Regions from separate parts of the Homo sapiens genome. Here region 1 is linked to region 2. Evidence: chromatin loops called from intact Hi-C (ENCODE). Cell type or tissue: HCT116. All regions are shown on one strand. Links, peaks and the distances in the headings refer to the core of each region. The heading gives the core; the rest is flanking DNA.

Region 1 (9,436 bases), core at 544-8,543, 480 kb before region 2:
GGGGTTTCACCATGTTGGCCAGATGGTTTCGATCTCCTAACCTTGTGATCCACCCGCCTTGGCCTCCCAAAGTGCTGGGATTACAGGTTTGAGCCACTGCGCCTGGCCCTTACGTCCAATTTCTAAAAACTGCTTTTGTTGTTGTTATTATTGGTTGGAGTGTTTTTGTTTGTTTGTTTTTGTTTGTTTGTTTTGCTTGATTTTAAGAAATGCATTTTGGTTATCTGGTCACATATCCCAATGCATTTGACCAATTACATGACTCGAGTCCTTAGAAAGTATCTTAAAAGACTGACCCCTGCACAAGACATTTAAGGAAGGACTTAGAACATAAGGAAATGTGGCTGTTGTCAAGGCAGTGTGAGCACTGCGCAAACTCTGACAAAGGACATGCCACTCGGCCAGTCATCTGTTTCAGAAAATGGCTTGGGGAAGAGTTTATGTATTTACAAATCTCTGCTGAGTAATAAAAGGAGCAAGCGGTGCACAGTATATGGAGCTGAATAAATAACACTGAAGCGAGGAGGGCAGAGCCCATAAAGTGTGCCACCTTATGTCACGGGAGCCACTGCTGGCTTTGCTAATTTATGATTGTTCGTGAAGCATCAAGGACACATGGCTGGGCTGCCTTGGAGGCAATGTGGATTCTGCAGCATCTGGTATGTGGAGGGAGAGACACAAAACATCAAAAGCCTTATGCAGAACTTTAGTGCCAGGTTGGACAGAACACACATTTCAACATCTCCATTCACACGTGATGTGCATTCACTTTGTTTGAATGCTGAAAATTACCACTTACTTCTGCCTTGTTGCACTTAGTTCAAAAGCACGTGACATAAGCATGTTATATTATCCTCTATTCTGGATCAATGACCAACTCAGACCCAAGGGCATAAATTAGAATTTTGCATTCCCATTTATATTATGTTCAAATTGTGACCTCTATTTTTAAAAAGTGAAATAATTTTAAAAAAAATCCAAGAAAGTTGAACTCCAAATTTGACTGTTTTTACTGTTAAATGACATGGTATGGTTTTCCTACCATTGACTCTGAAATCTTAAATAACTGGCCATTTAAAGCATGTCCATCCTTACTCACTAGGATGCGGAATAGCTGTCATCCCCTATGGCATTATCTGAACATCTGTGTTATGCTCCTGCAGTGCCACTAGAGGGAGCACAAGTTAGCTAACATACCCTGTTCTCAGCACTTGGCATCTTCGAAGATGCTCACAATTTGACTGGGGAGGACATAGCATGCATCCATCTTGGCACCTGTTCTGCAAAAATACTGAGTGAACTGGAAAAGAACTAGGTCACAGGACTCGAAGGACATCACTCTCCATCGGAGTGCCCTTCATTCCTGGAAATTCCAGGGCACATCAAGAGCTGACAGCAAGATGATACAGGGCTGTATCATCCGGTTAAGGAGTTTTAGGGCAGAGCATCCAGAGACACACAGGCCTCAAGAAGGGCAATGTGTCCAATTACCCTTTCCTGGGGTGGGGGTGGGGGTATGGATTCTGATGTGGAATCCAGCAAGCACCTTTGGAGAGAAGCGTAGTAGAGAAAGGGAGGTGTGAATGTATGTGTGTGTGTAGAGCAGGACACAAACTCTCTGATTGATGCGGTTCTTTCTGATGTCTCTTGTCAGATCAGCAACCAGGAAACATCTCCTGAAGTCTAACAACCGGAAAGAGTTTTCCAGTGAGAGCAGCAGCAGGGAAGCCTTTTGTTTGTTTGTTTTTAAACAATAGGTTCCTAGGAAATACCATCTACACTAATTTGGTGAAATTGATAAGTAATTTTTTTCTCCCAGGAAGAAAATAGAATGTCCAGGTTATGTTATCACTTTCTCGTCTATTTTCTACTAAGGAGGATCCCTCTTTTTTTATACTCAAATTAGACTGCAGAGTATGTTAGAATTCCCTAAAAGGATCTTGATGGTTTAAAAAAGGAGCCCAGAAAGTCCATTTTAGGGGCAGTACCTCTTTGGGAAGGCATTTTTTCGTTTAGCCATCACTTACAAAGTGCAGACTATATGCCAGTTGGATAAGACGCTCTTCAGGGGCAGGCAGACAGATAATTCAGTGTCTGGTATGTGGGAGCCACTCAGTAAGTGTTTGTTAAATGAATGAATGAGTGAACAAATGAATGAATGTCCTGATAGAAGAAAGTACAGACTGCTGAGGAATCATGAAAGAGAGATACATAACTTTTGCTGGGGTAGGAGGCACTGTGACTCTTGGGGGAAGCTAAGGCCTGAGCTGAGTCCTGAAGGCTGACTGCAAGGTGGGGATCAGGGGAGATGGGGGTGGTCGGAAGAGGTGGGGTGGGGAATTCTCGGCAAAGGGAGCAGTGTATCCATAGTGCTGAGATGTGAGGGAAAAAGTACCTTGAGGAAATCACAGGTAACTTAGGATAATGGGGACAGAGAGTTGAGCAAAAGATTACAGAGGTCTTCAGTAGCAGAATGAACTTCTAGGTAAGTTTGACATTGGATAGCATTCATAATAGTAATAGCAAACCACAGACTCAGTACTGGAGGCTTTATGCATATTAAAGCCTCACAAACCTCACAAAATTGAGATGGAGTTTTGCTCTTGTTGCCCATGCTGGAGTGCAATGGCACGATCTCGGCTAATTGCAACCTCTGCCTCCTGGGTTGAGGCGATTCTCCTGCCTCAGCCTCCCTAGTAGCTGGGATTGTAGGCACCTGCCACCATGCCCAGATAATTTTTGTATTTTTAGTAGAGATGGGGTTTCACCATGTTGGCCAGGCTGGTCTCGAACTCCTGACCTTACGTGATCTGTTCACCTCAGCCTCCCAAAGTGCTGGGATTACAGGTGTGAGCCACTGTGCCCAGTGACTACTTTTTTAACATAGAAAATTTACTTTTCTATGTTTCACAAACAAATATGTGTTTGTGAGTGTTAGACTCACAAACAGAGAAGGTCAGTTTTCTTTCTCCTTCCTTCCTTCCTTCCTTTTTTTGAGACAGGGTCTCTCTGTGTTTCCCAGGCTGCAGTGCAGTGGCACAATCCCATCACGGCTCACTGCAACCTCAACCTCCCAGGCTCAAGTGATCCTCCCACCTCAGCCTCCTGAGCAGCAGAGATCACAGGCACACACCACCACACCCAGCTAATTTTTGTAATTTTTGTTGACACAGGGTCTTGCTGTGTTGCCCAGGCTGTTCTGGAACTCCTGTGCTCAAGCAATCCTCCTGCCTCAGCCTCCCAAAGTGCTGGGATCATAGGCATGAGCCATGTACCCAGCCAGTATTCTTATTTCTTATTATCCCAGTTTTACAAATGAAGAAACTGAGGTGCAGAGGATTTAAGAAACACGCACAAAAATCGCATGGATTTAATGTATTATTGCTAGATACTTAAAGATGTGTCAAAAAAGGACAACAACTTAGCAGAAGTGTGTAATAAAGAGGCATTCCTACAGTCTTTCATAAGCTATTTCTTGGAGTAACTTTCAAAAATTGAAATGAATCAACCACTGGTTTGACAGACTCTGGCTTTATTGGTATTTAATTGGAGAAAAGTTATATGAGTCATTCTGTCTAAACAAAGAAGACCTCCACATCTTAGTCTAAATCATTCTCTAGAACTTGAATCTTGTATGGGGAAGTATAATATTACATATGACTTAAATTACTCAATTATGAGTACTAATAGCCAATTCAAAGATAACATAATGAAATAAATCTTCAAAGTTGAAAGAGAAGAGTTGGGAAAAGAAAACTAATCAATATTTGAACCCAGGGCAACTGCTTAACTCTTAGGGAAAGTATATACATTTGTATAATATAAAACTATACCCCTACCTCATACAGTTTAAAAAATTGAATTTCTAGATGGGCCAATATTTAACCATTAAATAATGAAACTATAAGAAAGCATAAATATACACATTTGTGTAATCTTACAATAAAGGAAGCATGAACATAAAGATCAATAAAGTTAATGAAAAGTTAAGTAAATTTTCTATGTTAAAAAAGTAGTCACTGGGCACAGTGGCTCACACCTGTAATCCCAGCACTTTGGGAGGCTGAGGTGAACAGATCACGTAAGGTCAGGAGTTCGAGACCAGCCTGGCCAACATGGTGAAACCCCATCTCTACTAAAAATACAAAAATTATCTGGGCATGGTGGCAGGTGCCTACAATCCCAGCTACTAGGGAGGCTGAGGCAGGAGAATCGCCTCAACCCAGGAGGCAGAGGTTGCAATTAGCTGAGATCGTGCCATTGCACTCCAGCATGGGCAACAAGAGCAAAACTCCATCTCAAAAAAAAAGTAGTCAAACTTTAAATGTATGCAAAAAAAACTGAGAAACAACATTTGCACCCTATTTGATACTTTTGTAAATTAATAAGAAAAATAAATGTCTCCCAATACAAAAAAGAAAGCAGGCAACAAAGCAAGAATAGAACATTTGTTTAAAAAACAAAAAGAGTTATATAAGTAACGAATGACCTAAAAAATGTTTGAACTGACTAGCTCACTAGTAATAAAAGAAGCTCCAATTGAAATATAATACCCAGTGAAATGGTCATCTTTTGTGTGTGTGTGTGAGAGGGTCTTGCTCTGTTGCCCAGGCTGGAGTGCAGTTGCATGATCACGGTTCACTGCAGCCTCAACCTCCTGGGCTCATGTGGTTCTCCCACCTCAGCCTCCCAAGTAGCTGGGACTGCAGGCACGTGCCAGTATGTTCAGCTAAGTTTTTATTTTTATTTTTTGTAGAAATGGAGTCTCACTATGTTGCCCAGGCTAGTCTCAAACTCCTAGGCTCAAGCCATCCTCCTGCCTCAGCATCCCAAAGTGCTGGGATTACAGGCATTAGCCACTGTGCCTGGCCTGAAATGGTCATCTTAATACATTATTGGTAAGATAGTGAATTGGTTTTAAATTTTTGAAGGAAAATTTGGAATATATAAAATATTTACACTAAAAATTTTTTTATTATGCTTTTAAGTTCTAGGGTACATGTGTACAACGTGCAGGTTTGTTACATATGTATACATGCGCCATGTTGGTGTGCTGCACCCATTAACTCGTCACTTACATTAGGTATGTCTTCTAATGCTATCCCTCCCCGCTCCCCCTACCCCACAACAGGCCTTGGTGTGTGGTGTTCCCCACCCTATGTCCAAGTGTTCTCATTACACTAAAGTATTGAAGGATTCAAACTCTGTTGTCAACATAGGTGATCTGGGTGGGAAGAATGGGGTTCACACATACGTGGATGTGGTAGGATGAAGGTGTTGAAGGGGAAAGGAGACAAATGAAAAGAAAAAAGGGCTGAACTAAAATGTGTGTGTGTGTGTGTGTGTGTGTGTGTGTGTGTGTACATAAGGGAATAGGGAAGAAGAGCGGGGAGACTTAGCTAAAAACTTTGAAAGAATAAAGTGTGATTTCTATTCCATATCAAAGACATTTTAAAAAGTTTATTGATATCTTTTCACCTAGTAATTCCATTTCAAGGAATTTATTCTAAGAAAATAACCAGAGATGCAAACAAATATTTATTCTCAAGGATATTTATTGTAGCATTATATATTCTAGTAAAAGCTAGAATCAAAGTCAATATGCAATAGGATGGCTTATAGTTACATGAAATATTACACCTGTAGGTGATAAATTATGATGTAGCCACTGAAAATCTTGATTTAAAATTATTTAAATTCATGAAGAAATGTTAACTACATGATTGTTCAAAGGTTTAAAGCTTTGTCTAGTATTATCCCAGTTTTATTTTTTTAAATTATATATTGAAATATAAGTCAAAAAACAACAGGGAAGTAAATCCAGGGCGAGCCTAGTAGCAGTTGGGTATAAGAGGCCATTTCAGGGCCGGGTGCAGTGGCTCACTCCTATAATCTCAGTACTTTGGAAGGCCGAGGTGGGCAGATCATGAGGTCAAGAGACGAAGACCATCCTGGCCAACATGGTGAAACCCCGTCTCTACTAAAAATACAAAAGTTAGCTGGGCGTGGTGGCGCACGTTTGTAGTCCCAGCTACTCAGGAGGCTGAGGCAGAAGAATCACTTGAACCCGGGAGGCGGTGCAGTGAGTCAAGATCATGCCACTGCACTCCAGCCTGGCAACAGAGTGAGACTCTGTCTCAAAAAAAAAAAAAGGGGGGCCATTTCAGAATTACTTTTAAATGTCTTCTATATAATTTTCCTTTTTCACTAAACTACAGAAGCTATGCACTCTTTTTCTGATTTGTAAAAAAAAAAAAAAAAAAAAAAAAAAAAAAAGTGAAGCATGTTTCCTGTAGTTTGCAAAGAAGAAAAAGTCTTGCCATCGAGTTTGTTCAGCTGAAAGTCACCCAGCCCTCATGTTTAGGAACTCTGGGACTAAATTGTGTTGGATTTCTCATGACAGAGAAGCGCCCTTTGTTTTTGCTTGGCATTAAACAATTCTAACTCAAATTTCATTTACAATTAAGTGGAATGTCTCATTGAGTAATGCGTTCTCATCTTCCTTGCCTTTGACTTTACTGAACTCCAGGCTGGTGCTTTGGGTCAGCGGTTCAAATTGCCATATTACTTGTACACATCATTCCAGACTTCCCTGTAAAATGGCAATGCCATTTTAAAATTTTATTTTTATGTTCTTTGGAAAGTCCTAGAACATTTTGCATAGTATAGTAGCAATTAAAAAATAAAGGCTCACATTCCCCTTGAGTAATGAATCATTCACAGACTGATGTTTCCCTTGTAAATGAGCCCATTGGCTAAGTGTAGTATATAAAATTCAACCTCTGCTTCACAAAAGTTTATTGCATCTATGTCGTAAATGGTATTTATAATTTATACTGAAGTTGTATGTGGAAAAATTTAGAATGGTTTATGATAAAATATGTGTGTATTTATATATACATGCATATACCCATTAGAACAGAATATGCACTTTTTTATGTTACTTTAAGTTCTGGGATACGTGTGCAGAACGTGCAGGTGTGTTACATAGGTATACGTGTGCCATGGTGGTTTGCTGCACCTATCAACCCGTCATCTAGGTTTTAGACCCTGCATGCATTAGGTATCTCTCCCAATGCTCTCCCTCCCCTTGCCTCCCACCCCCTAAAAAGCCCAGTGTGTGATGTTCCCCTCCCTGTGTCCATGTGTTCGTATTGTTCACCTCCCACCTATGCGTGAGAACATGCGGTATTTGGTTTTCTGTTCCTGTGTCAGCTTGCTGAGAATGATGGCTTCCAGCTTCATCCATGTCCCTGCAAAGGACATGAACTCTTCTTTTTATGGCTGCATAATATTCCATGGTGTATATGTGCCACATTTTCTTTATCCAGTCTATCATTGATGGGCATTTGGGTTGGTTCCAAGCCTTTTCTATTGTAAATAGTCTACCATAAACACACATGGGCATAGAACATGCACTTTCAATGGGGGTGATATCACTACCAGCAGGGTGAAAACCAGTTCATGGTTGGTGGGAGCATATAAAAAAATCTTAGCATATTATAATGGTTTGTGGCTCTTGGAAGCTCAACCCTATGAACAAAGTCTTATTCCTTAGTATTAAGCTTCTTTCATTATAAAGACAGGTAGCCTAATTTAAATCTAAATTAATTTATTCAGTAAACATTTAAATTTAATTTAAATTTGCTAACTTAATAAATATTTAAATTAAATTAAGCCTAATTAATTTTTCTCTTTAGCAATGCAAAAGTGAAAAAAATGGCTGAGAAACGCTGTGACAGAAGGCTAGATGACCCAGGTAGCAACAGAGTTTTGCAGTTACAATCTTCAATCAAGGGGACATTAAAATGAGAGTGGGAAAATGCAAGGTAAGTGATACAGGTGGAGGTAGAATATTATAGTCACAAGCTGGAGTTTTGTTTTATCATTGGCTCATCTATGAACATGGACCGCACCTCTTATCCACGCATAACATTCACTTACACACCTGCCTCTGTGATATTTTACCCACTGATCACATGGTAAGTATAAATACCAAGCTAGCAGGTGTACCCAAGCTCTCTTCATAGGATAATCATGGCCCTGACATACCAATGCTCTCACAATGTTGCCCCGATCTTAGTATCTCTAGGAGCATCTCTCCTGGCCTTGCCACTTTATAATGTGAACCTATGCACACCTCACTGGGTGACTTTCCAATTGTGTAACTGCCACAGAAGTAAAACTGCCCACAAAACTGTCACGCATTTCTGTCTCTGCGTGGTCTTCCCTAACCTCTATTTAGCTGCTTTGCTTCTCACCGAACTCCATTCCCTCTCTTCTCTAACTGTAACAGAAGATGTGGCGTTCCCCAAACCCAGCAGACGCCTGTGTCCCCACATTTGTTCTGTCTGCACTTTTACTTTTGTAGCACATCCTCCTCTCTCCCATCACTTCCTGATGAAATTTCACCTCATCTGTAAGATTCAACTCAGATGTCAGCTCCTGTAGGAATTCTTACTCAATTTTCCACACCCTGTCACCAATTTGTAATGAATATCTTCGTTTCCTGTGCCCTTGGTAGCTCATTACAGCACCTATCACATTCTGCTCATCTCAGGCTTGTGTGAGTGCATCTCTCTCCCACTTGCTTGCCACTTTTTGCAGGAAGGACAGCGCCTCGTGGATATTTCTTTTTGTGTGTGTGAGACAGAGTCTCGCTTTGTCGCCCAGACTGGAGTGCAATGGTGCGATCTCAGCTCACCGCAACTTTCGTCTCCCGGGTTCAAGCGATTCTTGTGTTTCAGCCACCAGAAACACAAACAATTTTTATCCTTTTAAACATGGAGAATCTCATCAACAGGGGTTTAAAAATAACCACCAGAACCTGGGTGGTCAGTGTTAATTGAGGACCTACCAAACAGATAGAATTCTGCCACATTGCCATCTACTTTGTTTTGTCTAAATTTTGAGAAACTAGGCCAAGGAAGAAGCTCATGAGCACGGTTCGCAGAAGGCACAGGCGCAGTTAATTCACTGAGTGTATGCTTTTCAGCCCACTGTGAACAGCTCTCTGTGACCCTTAAATGTGTTGAATGATCCAAGCCTTTATTTATTTATTTATTTATTTATTTATTTATTTATTTATTTATTTTATTGAGACAGGTTAGCACATTTTGAAAGGTGGGTTGGATTATTTATATTTTAATCTCTGCCAGTCCCTGGGATATAATTTTTTTAAAGCAAACATGGCTTTCAGAGGTAATACAGCCGTGCACCACATAACAATTTGGTCAATGACGTACTGCATATGTGTCGGTGGTACCAAAAGATTATAATGGAGCTGAGAAATACCTATTGCCTGGTGATGTCGTAGCCATGGTAACGTCATAACATCACATTGCTCGTGTGTTTGTGGTGATGCTGCTGTAGAGAAACCCACTGCACTGCCAGTTGTATAAAAATATAGCACATACAATTATGTACAGTTCATAAT
Region 2 (9,508 bases), core at 542-8,541:
GGTGCTCTTTTCTTTTGATCATGGACATTCATAACTTCAAATTTTGTATTGTGAATTTCTTTCCTTATGAAGATTATCTCATTTAATAATTTTATTTCATTAATTTTATTTAATAACAAGATTTTGAGCTTCCCTTATCACACACCCACCCAACATTTTTTCCTGTTTGTCTGAGGAACTTTTGCCTCTTTTTATTACTTTCAATTTTTCTGAGACACTCTTTCATAGGTGTATCTCCTATAAATAACCAATGCTTGGATTTTCTCTAAGACTCATTTGTATTCTTTTTGTCCTTTAATAAGTAAGTTAAAGCCATTTACACTTATAGATATTACCAACATATTTTGTGTCATTTTATATCACATTTTGTGCTTCATTTGTTTCTTTTACTTTAAAAAATATCTTTCACTATGTAGTTTGTGTTTTTTTATTATTTTGTTTTATGCAGCTTCTGAAAATTTGGAAGGATTATAGTTTTTGGCTTTAGAGTTATCTTTTTAAATTTAACATGTTAATTTAATCTTTTTAGATGTTCTCTATTGATTTCTTACTATAAACAGGATTAAAAATAGTTTAGTTTCACTTCTTTTTCTTCTCTACCACCCAGCTTTATCTGATAAGTTTATGTTTCTTAAGATTTACTCTTATACCACTAAATATCTTTATACATCTATTATTTGGTGTGTCAGAATTAAATATTTTGGGGCTTCTTACCTTTTCTCTTCTCCTATTTCTTTTTCTTTTTCTTTTTCTTTCTTTTTTTTGTTTTTTTAAACAGAGTCTTGCTCTGTCGCCCAGGCTGGAGTGCAGTGGCACGATCTCGGCTCACTGCAACCTCCGCCTCCTGGATTCAAGCAATTCTCCTGACTCAGCCTTCCAAGTAGCTGGGATTGCAGGCATCCACCACCATGCCTGGCTAATTTTTTTGTATTTTTAGAAGAGACGGGATTTTGTCATGTTGGCCAGGCTGGTTTCAAACTCCTGACCTCAAATGATCTGCCCGTCTCGGCCTCCCAAAGTGCTGGGATTACAGGCGTGAGCCACTACGCCCAGCTTCTTCTCCTATGTCTTTTGATAACTTTAGTTAGTTATATCATTTCTTCATGTATGGATTTGGTATCATTTGTGTTTTGTTCTATAATCATAAGCCATAACTTTGTTTTAGTCTTTATACTATATGGACTCAATTCTCACATCTGGCTTTTTGTCAGTTTCTCAATTCATAACTTGGTTAACAGAAGTTCATCCTTTGGTGACCTGTTCCAAGAAGACTCACGTGAATGTTGTCTTCTGAGTTCTCACATGTTATGTGGCCTTCATGCTTAAGTGACTGTTTTGCTTGGAGGTAATGCAGTGGTTCAGATGCAGCTCTGGAGCGTGGGCTCTGAACTCATTCTGCTGAGGTTTGAAACTGGCCACAATCCCTTAGCACACAGACAATTTACTTAACCTCTCTGTGCTTGTTTTCTTGCTTGTAAAACGGGAATGATTATAGCACCTTCCTCAAAAAGTGGTTTTGTGGACTCAAAGAGTGAATAGATGTGGAATGCTAATAATAGTACCAGACACAGAGAGATTATTCAATGGAAGCTACCACTGTCTCTTACAAAATTTTTAGATCCACCATAACAGTGCCTTAGTCTTTTTGTGTTGCTGTAAAGGAATACCTGAGGCTGGGTAATTTATAAAGAAAAGTGGTTTATCTGGCTCACAGTTCTGCTGGCTGTACAAGGGGCATGGAGCTAGCATCAGCTTCTGGGGAGGGCTTCAGGCTGCTTCCACTCATGACAGAAAGCAAATGGGAGCTGGTGTGTCACATGGCGTGAGAGAGCAAGAGAGAGAGGAGGGAGGTGCCAGGTTATTTTCAACAATCAATTCTCCCAGGAACTAAGAGTGAGAACTCACTCTCTCTGAGAATGGCACCAAGCCATTCATGAGGGATCTGCCTTCAGGACCTAAAGACCTCCCACCACACCCACCTCCACCGTTGGGGATCAGATTTCAACATGAGATTTGGAAGGAATAAATATCCAAAGTATATTAAGTAGCAAATATGTACATTGATCTTTCACAGAGGATTTTGTAACCATAATTTCATCAACTTCTCACATTATATAATTCTGAAGAAAATTCTGAGGTCAAGCTAACACTTTCCTTTTATATGTAACTTTATTTCTTTATCTATTTTTTATTGGATTACCCAACAGATTCTTTATCTTCAAATTTTGATAACTTTACCATAATATATATCTTTTTAAAAATCACTATTTTATTTTAAGGTAGAGTACTTGTAGAGAAAAATGCATGAAACATATATACACAGCTTAATAAATTTTTATAAAACAAATACTCTTGTAATCATGAGCCAGGTAAACATACAGAATGTTTTCATTCAGAAGCCCTCTGAGTGTCCTTCCTAATCACAACATTCTCAGAATAAATTGCCCCTTCAGAATTGATAAACACACCAAGGGAAAATCAAATCTCAAAATCTAAAATGAATAATTCTTCACAATCATGTGAAGGTGGTCAGATACCTTCAAGCACATATTTTGGTTTATTTGTTTTTTTGAATACAGCTTTATTGATGTATAATTCACATGCCATACAATTCAGCCATTTAACATGTATATTTCCCAATCCAATAAAAATATTTGTCCTCTTTCGAGCCTTTTCAGACTTGCTTAAAGATGTGCCCTGCTTTCCCCAGATAGATTGATTAAGTAATAAGCTTTTTCAGAACCTTGTGTTGTTTGTGTGATGTCACTAGTGTTGACATCCAAACCAAATTTTAGATGGGGCTTCATGCTACCAGTACTGGATATCTACATGTTGTTGCCCAAGACTTCTCTTTCCTTGTTAATCTTCTGCCTAGTTGTTTGATCCATTATTGAAAGTCAGGATATTAAAGTCTCTAACTATTGTTGTTGAATTATTAACTTATCCCTTTAATTCTGTCAGCTTTTGTTATTTACGTTTTGAGGTTCTGTTGTTGGGTGCATATAGGTTTATAACTATTTTATCTTCTTAATGAACTGACCCTTTAATCATTATAAAACGCTTTTCTTTTTCTTAGTAAAAACTGTTGTATCAAAGTCTATTTTGTCTGATATTAGTACAAATAAATAATAATAGCTGCCCACAAAACACTCTAACTCTCTTGGTTTGCTTCTTCTACCCTTTTACTTTCCACCTGTTTATATCCTTGAATCTAAAGTGTGTCTTTTCTAGCATTTGATCATGTTTTTAAATTCATCCTGGCAAACTTTGCCTTTTGATTTTAGTGTTTAACCCATTTTCATTTAGTGTAATTGCTGATAAGGTGAACTTACATCTGCCATTTGGATACTTGTTTTTATATGTCATGTGTGTTTTTGTTTTTCTCTTCCTCCATTACTGCCTCCTCTATTGTTAAGTGGATATTTTCTAGTTCATTCTTGTGTTTCCTTTACTGTATTTTAAAATTTAGTTTCTAGGCTGGGCATAATGGCTCATGCCTGTAATCCCAGTACTTTGTGAGGCCAAGATTGGTGGATGGTTTGAGCCCAGGGGATTGAAACCAGTCTGGGCAACCTAGTGAGATCTTGTCTCTACAAAAAATATAAAAATTATAAAAATTAGCTGGGCGTGGGAGCACACGCCTGTAGTCTCAGCTATTTGGGAGGTTGAGTGGGGGAGGATCACTATAGCCTGGGAGGTTGAGGCTGCACGAGCCATAATTGCACCACTTCACTCCAGCCTGGGTGATGGAGTGAGACCCTGTCACAAAAGAATAAATAAAAGAAAAATAAAATGAAATTTAATATTTTAGTGATTGCCCTAGAGATTACAATTAGCATCTTAAAACAATCTAATTCAGATTAATATTAGCTTCATTTCAATATTATATAAAAACTAACAATATAACTCCATTTTATCTCATTTCCTTTGTGCTTTTTTTTATACAAATTGTATCTTTATACATTATAAGTCCTTCAACATAGTTTTGTAATTCTTGCTTTACGATTTGTCTTTTAAAACAAATATGAGAATAAAGGAGCTATATACAAAATATTTTTATACCATAAAGAAACTTGTTCTACTACACAGAAGTCAGTTGCCCTAGAACCTTTCTTCATGTTATTATTATCATTGTTTTTGTCATTTTGGGGATGGGGAATGATATATCCATTGAATGTTTAGGTAAGTTAAAGTCCTCTTTTGTTTCTGAAGAAGTTCTTCAATTATAACTCATAATATTCCTTATATTCCATTATTTCTATTCTGTTATTCAGGAACACTAATTTGTGTAGAAGATTAAGGAAAAATAACCTAAAAATAAATGATAATAGTCACATGCAAAACACACATACAATATACACTGACCATACAAGATATGAAGGTGATCTTCACAAAATGTAATTAGGTGAAAAGCAGACCTGTCATTTGGGGGAACAAGCTTTCTGCAATATTGAATTTGCCCTGTTAAAATCCTTCCTTGCTTTGCAATACCAATAACGTATTTTATTTTACTACATTCTAAGCAGTGTTCTGGTGCCACCTAGTGCTACAAATGAGTAAAAGCCACTCTGCTTTTTCTTTTTCTCCCTTTCTCCTCTGCCCATCCTTCCTTCCTTTCCCTCCCTTTATTCATCTCATAATAACTGGCATTTTCTATTTCACATTTCACTGTCTGAATTATAATATGTGCTTAAAAGAGCCAAAAGATGTAATTTATTTTTTATGCTTACTCTTGGGTAAACACATTTGGGAAAATATCAAATTATCTTGGAGTAAAGGTTTAGTATTCTACCTATTAGGCATTTCCTCATTAACATAGTCTTTTTGTCGTCTGTATTTCCCTTCTTTGTGCTAACTGAATGAGGATTAGCCTACCTTTTCTCTGCCCCCTCCACATTCTTTCAGTTGTGTTCTGTGAGATCCTCATATCATTATAAATAATCTTTGCTTTACCTCTAACTGCTACACAAAATAATACTACCCCATGCTCATGCTCCTCTGTGCCACTTCTTCATATGTGTCCCCCATGTGCTGACACCATCCTGTCCACTGTATAATTCCACCTCTATTGGAAATGCATCACTTTATATTTCTGACCCCTTTAAAAAAGTTTTAAGAGTTTATGACTTTTAAGCTAGTAAAATTGAATAATAAAAAATAGATCATTCCAAAGAAGCCAAGAGAAAGCAAAGTGGAAAAAAGACAAACTCAAAATCGTGATATGATTAAATCCAGTACTATTACAACTGCATTAAATGTAACAGACTAAATATTCTAATTAAAGTCAAAGATTATCAGATCAAATAAAAACTGTATCCCAACTATATGCTGCTTATAAGAAACAAACATGAAGACAGAACATAAAGACACAGAAAAGTTAAAAGTAAAATGATACAAAAATATATAACCATATAAACACTAACCAGAAGAACCCTGAGGTGACTGCATTAATATCAGATAGAATAGAATTTAAATTTTAAAAATTCCTGGAGTGCAGCACACCAACATGGCACACGTATACATATGTAACTAACCTGCACGTTGTGCACACGTACCCTAAAACTTAAAGTATAATAAAAAAAAATTCCTGGAGATATTCTGCATGATTATAAAAGGTTCATTTCTTCAGAAAGATATAAAAACTTAATTTAACATAGTGTGTATATAATATGTATAAATGGCTTTATAGATATATATGTACATATATGATTTTTTGAGACAGGGTCCCACTTTTTCGCCCAAGCTGGAGTACAGTGGTGTGAACATGGCTCACTGAAGCCTTAACCTCTCCTGCTCAAAGGATCTTCCTTCCTCAGCCCACCAGGCAGCTGGGACTACAGGCACACACCACCACACCCAGCAAATTTTTGTATTTTTTTGTAAAGACAGGATTTCTCCATGTTGCCCAGGCTAGTCTCAAACTCCTGAGCTCAAACAATCTGCCTGCCTCGGCCTCCCAAAGTGCTGGGACTATATATGATTTTATAATGATCTTTGATTTCTCACTTAGTTCTGTAGAAAGTCCTCTGAACTCTAAATAATTTTAATTATTTGAAATTTATTGAGGCTTGATTTATGTTAAAGAATATGGTCCATTGTGTGTGTGTGTGTGTGCATTTGTATTTGACAAATCTTAAAAAGAATGACACCTCTGTCATTAACTGATAGAAAGGCAGACAAAAAGTCTGTAAGGATGAAAAATATTTGAGCAAATGATTAGCAGATTTAACTAGGGGACATTTACAGAATACTGCACTTTTAGAGTGCAGAAAAATCATTCTTTTTAAGCTGACACACACATTTACAAAACTAATCATATTCTTTGCCATAAATCAAGTCTGACAGTTATTAAGAGTATGTTCTCTGGAATTAAATGAGGATATAGATTATTAGGAAGTGCTCATATATGTCTATACATACTTAGAAGCAATATACTTCGAAATAATCTATAGGTCAAAGGAATCCTAATGGAAATTAGAAAATATTCTGAATTGAATGTAGTAAAATATATTGAAATTTTGAGAATGCAACTAATGTCATACTTAGAGGAAAATGTATAGATTTAACTGTATATATATATATATGATGGAAGGAGAAGCAAAAAAATGCAGGTGAAGCATACATCTCAAGAAGATAGAAAAAGTAAAACAAATAAGGCTGAGACACAGTACAAGAGAAACATAAAGAACATAAATTGACAAAATTAAAAAAAATCATTTGATAAAGAAGATGAAAAAGCTGAAATTTTTTCTTTGAGAAGACTAAATAAAATGAGAAATTCCTAATGAATAATCATGAAAGAATGAGATGGCACAAATAACTGATTTTAAGAATGAAAAGGCACAGACCACTGTGCATAAAAATGCATAGACATTTTTATTAAATCACAAGAGGATAGTATGACAAACTTTATACCAATAAAGTCAAATGAACAAATTCCTAGAAAAAAATATATTTACCAAAAAGATAAAAGAAGTAAAAAAATCAATTAGATCTAAAATTATTAAAGATATTACATTCAAAATTTATCTCAATGCTTCATCTGATTTGGTTATTCTCTAGGCCTGCTGTTTTGTGAACTGTTGTCCTGGAGATTGTTTTTTAATTTTCTTTCTCTCTTTTCAATTGCTTGTTCTTGGCTGGGCGCAGTGGTTCACTATAATCCCAACACTTTGGGAGGCCAAGGCGGGGGCATTACCCGAGGTCAGGAGTTTGAGACCAGCCTGGCCAACATGGAAACCTCATCTCTACCAGAAAAAAATATATAAAAATTAGCCGGGGGTGGTGGTGCATGCCTGTAATCCCAGCTACTCAGGAGGCTGAGGCATGAGAATCACTTGAACCCAGGAGACAGAGATTGCAGTGAGCTGAGATTGCACCACTGCATTCTGGCTTGGGCGGCAGAGCAAGACTCTGGAAAAAAAAAAAAAAAAAGCTTGTTCCCTTGGTCCTGTGACTTTATCTTTCTTAGTATATTCTTTCCTTTTAATGAAGCATATTTTCCAGTATCTCTGAGAAAGGGTGTACAAGAGTGTAGCAGCTATCTGTGGTGCCCTCCATCACACAGATTAGGGCTACCCTCAAATATATAATTGATTTTTGGATGTTAAGCCAACCTTGAATTCCTGGGATGAATTCTACTTGGTCATAGTATGTAATCCTTTTTATATGTTGCTGGACTCAGATTGCTAATATGTTTTTAAGGATTTTTGCTTTTGTTAAGGCAGGATAATACATGGTCAAGTTTTCGTTTCCTGTCATGTCTTTATCTGCTTTGGTATCAGGGAAATACTTGCCTTATATAGTGAGTTGGCAAGCATTTTCCCTTTATTTTCAGAAAGCATTTGCATATGATAGTCACAAGCTCTGTTAATGGTCAACATTCTCTTTTACTTTCCAATTGCTTCTCTGTAATACTGGCCTGCTATTTTACTCAATGAATTCTTCCCTCAAATCTCTTGAAGAATATCAATTATAATTTTAAAGGACCTTTCTTGTTTTCTTTATGTTTTCTATTTTAGTGGGAGCCATTCTTTTAGAGTACTTAGCTTTGAACTTTTAGTTATTTCAACATTTTTCAATTTTTGATATGTTGCTTGTATAATGTTTATAAATAAGAGTCTACATATATGAGGATTAGCAGCTAGTATTACCTCTGTGAGACATTTTATAAATCTCTCTTTCACTTCTCTAGCAGGTATGACTTCTCCTACTTGCTTATACTCAGAGCCCTCTAGGGGGTTACAAAAGAGCCTTTCATCCACAATAAAGTTAGTGAGCAAGAATGGCTTGCAGTCCAGCTGTTCATGGGGGCCCATGGACTAAAAGCAAACTGGCAGATGAGGGCTTTCTCTTGAGCTACATGGTGCAAGATCACCTCTTCACTAGTCTCAGTGGGCAGGGCACACCAAGACAGAGGCTGGGGTGGATACTTTAGTCAGCTACTCCTTGTCCAGGGCTCTAGACTGCTTCACATGCTCATGAGGGTCTGCTCTTTGGCATAGCCATATCTCAATCCTCTGCTAGTACGATCATAAGGAGATCTGTGTTTACTTGGAGTTGTAATTGACAGGGGGATGTACTGAAGGAGACCTTGGGAAATCAAGCACATTAGGGGATTGTACTGCTCTGCAAAGCTACCTTACTCTACTCCAACCCCACTGTTTATGTTGTGGTGTCTTGAACACAGCTGAGTCATTGCCCTTCTCTCCCCAGGCAGAATGCCCACCCTAGGGGCTGCTAGAGTAAACACACTTTGCTTAGCAAGCAACTCCTATCAAGGGAAGCCTGGATATGTCTCTGAACACGAAGCAGTACTGTTCTAGTTCCCATATCATTTCAACATTTCCATCCCAATTATTCTCAATTGCATAATATTTCAACTTTTACATTGTTTCTCTCATCCCTAGCTAATTCAATCATGGCTAACACTGGGTGCCAGAAAATGATGTGCAAAAATTCTACATAGAACACTATGAAACGTTATTGAGCAATCTTAATAAAGGAAGGATGTATCTTGTTCATTATGGAAAGGCTCAATATTGAAAAGATGTCAGTTCTCTCAAAATTTATTGGTAAAGTCAATACAATCCCACTCCAAATCCCACCAGATTATGTGCATGTGTGTAGATATGTTGACATGCTGAGGGAATAGCATCAGCCAAGGTGTAGACTCATGAAGAAACATGCAGTATGCAAAGAAGTACAAGCACTTTGGGTTTTCAGAGATGAGTTCAGAGATGAGTTTAAAGGGATTAGGTGAGGGCAGGGCTGTAGAGGGCACTTGGACTGTTGTTGTTGTTGTTTTCTGAATGTGATGGAAAGAATCTAAGAAGGAATAATCAGGTTGGATTTTTATTTTATATAGAGCACTCTGGCCTCCCTTTCACATGCTGTGATCTGTATTATAGGTAACTACATTTTCCAGGCTTCCCTGTACTATAACTTCCAGGCGGGTTTAGCCAATGGAAGAGACAGGTAACTGACTGGAAAAGAGAAGAAACCAGAG

What was found. Hi-C counts contacts between places; a loop is a spot of excess contacts. Peaks named below come from ENCODE experiments on the same cell type or tissue, not always from the same donor. Only the 100,000 strongest peaks of a DNase experiment are listed, where the experiment ranks them.
Region 1: it touches region 2 in a loop (5-fold over the local background); 24 of 110 quality-filtered maps call a loop at or near these places.

What each region holds. Positions count from the first base shown.
Region 1 is chr1:233,783,023-233,792,458 of GRCh38, reverse strand. No RefSeq gene overlaps it. Among named protein-coding and RNA genes, the nearest start is that of SLC35F3, 120 kb to the left of the region's middle. In HCT116, for the core only: a CTCF peak has its summit at 1,191 (motif pointing right); a DNase peak (open chromatin) is centred at 1,188.
Region 2 is chr1:233,299,722-233,309,229 of GRCh38, reverse strand. It overlaps a transcript of PCNX2 not described here. Among named protein-coding and RNA genes, the nearest start is that of PCNX2, 8.8 kb to the right of the region's middle. In HCT116, for the core only: a CTCF peak has its summit at 4,537 (motif pointing left); a DNase peak (open chromatin) is centred at 4,543.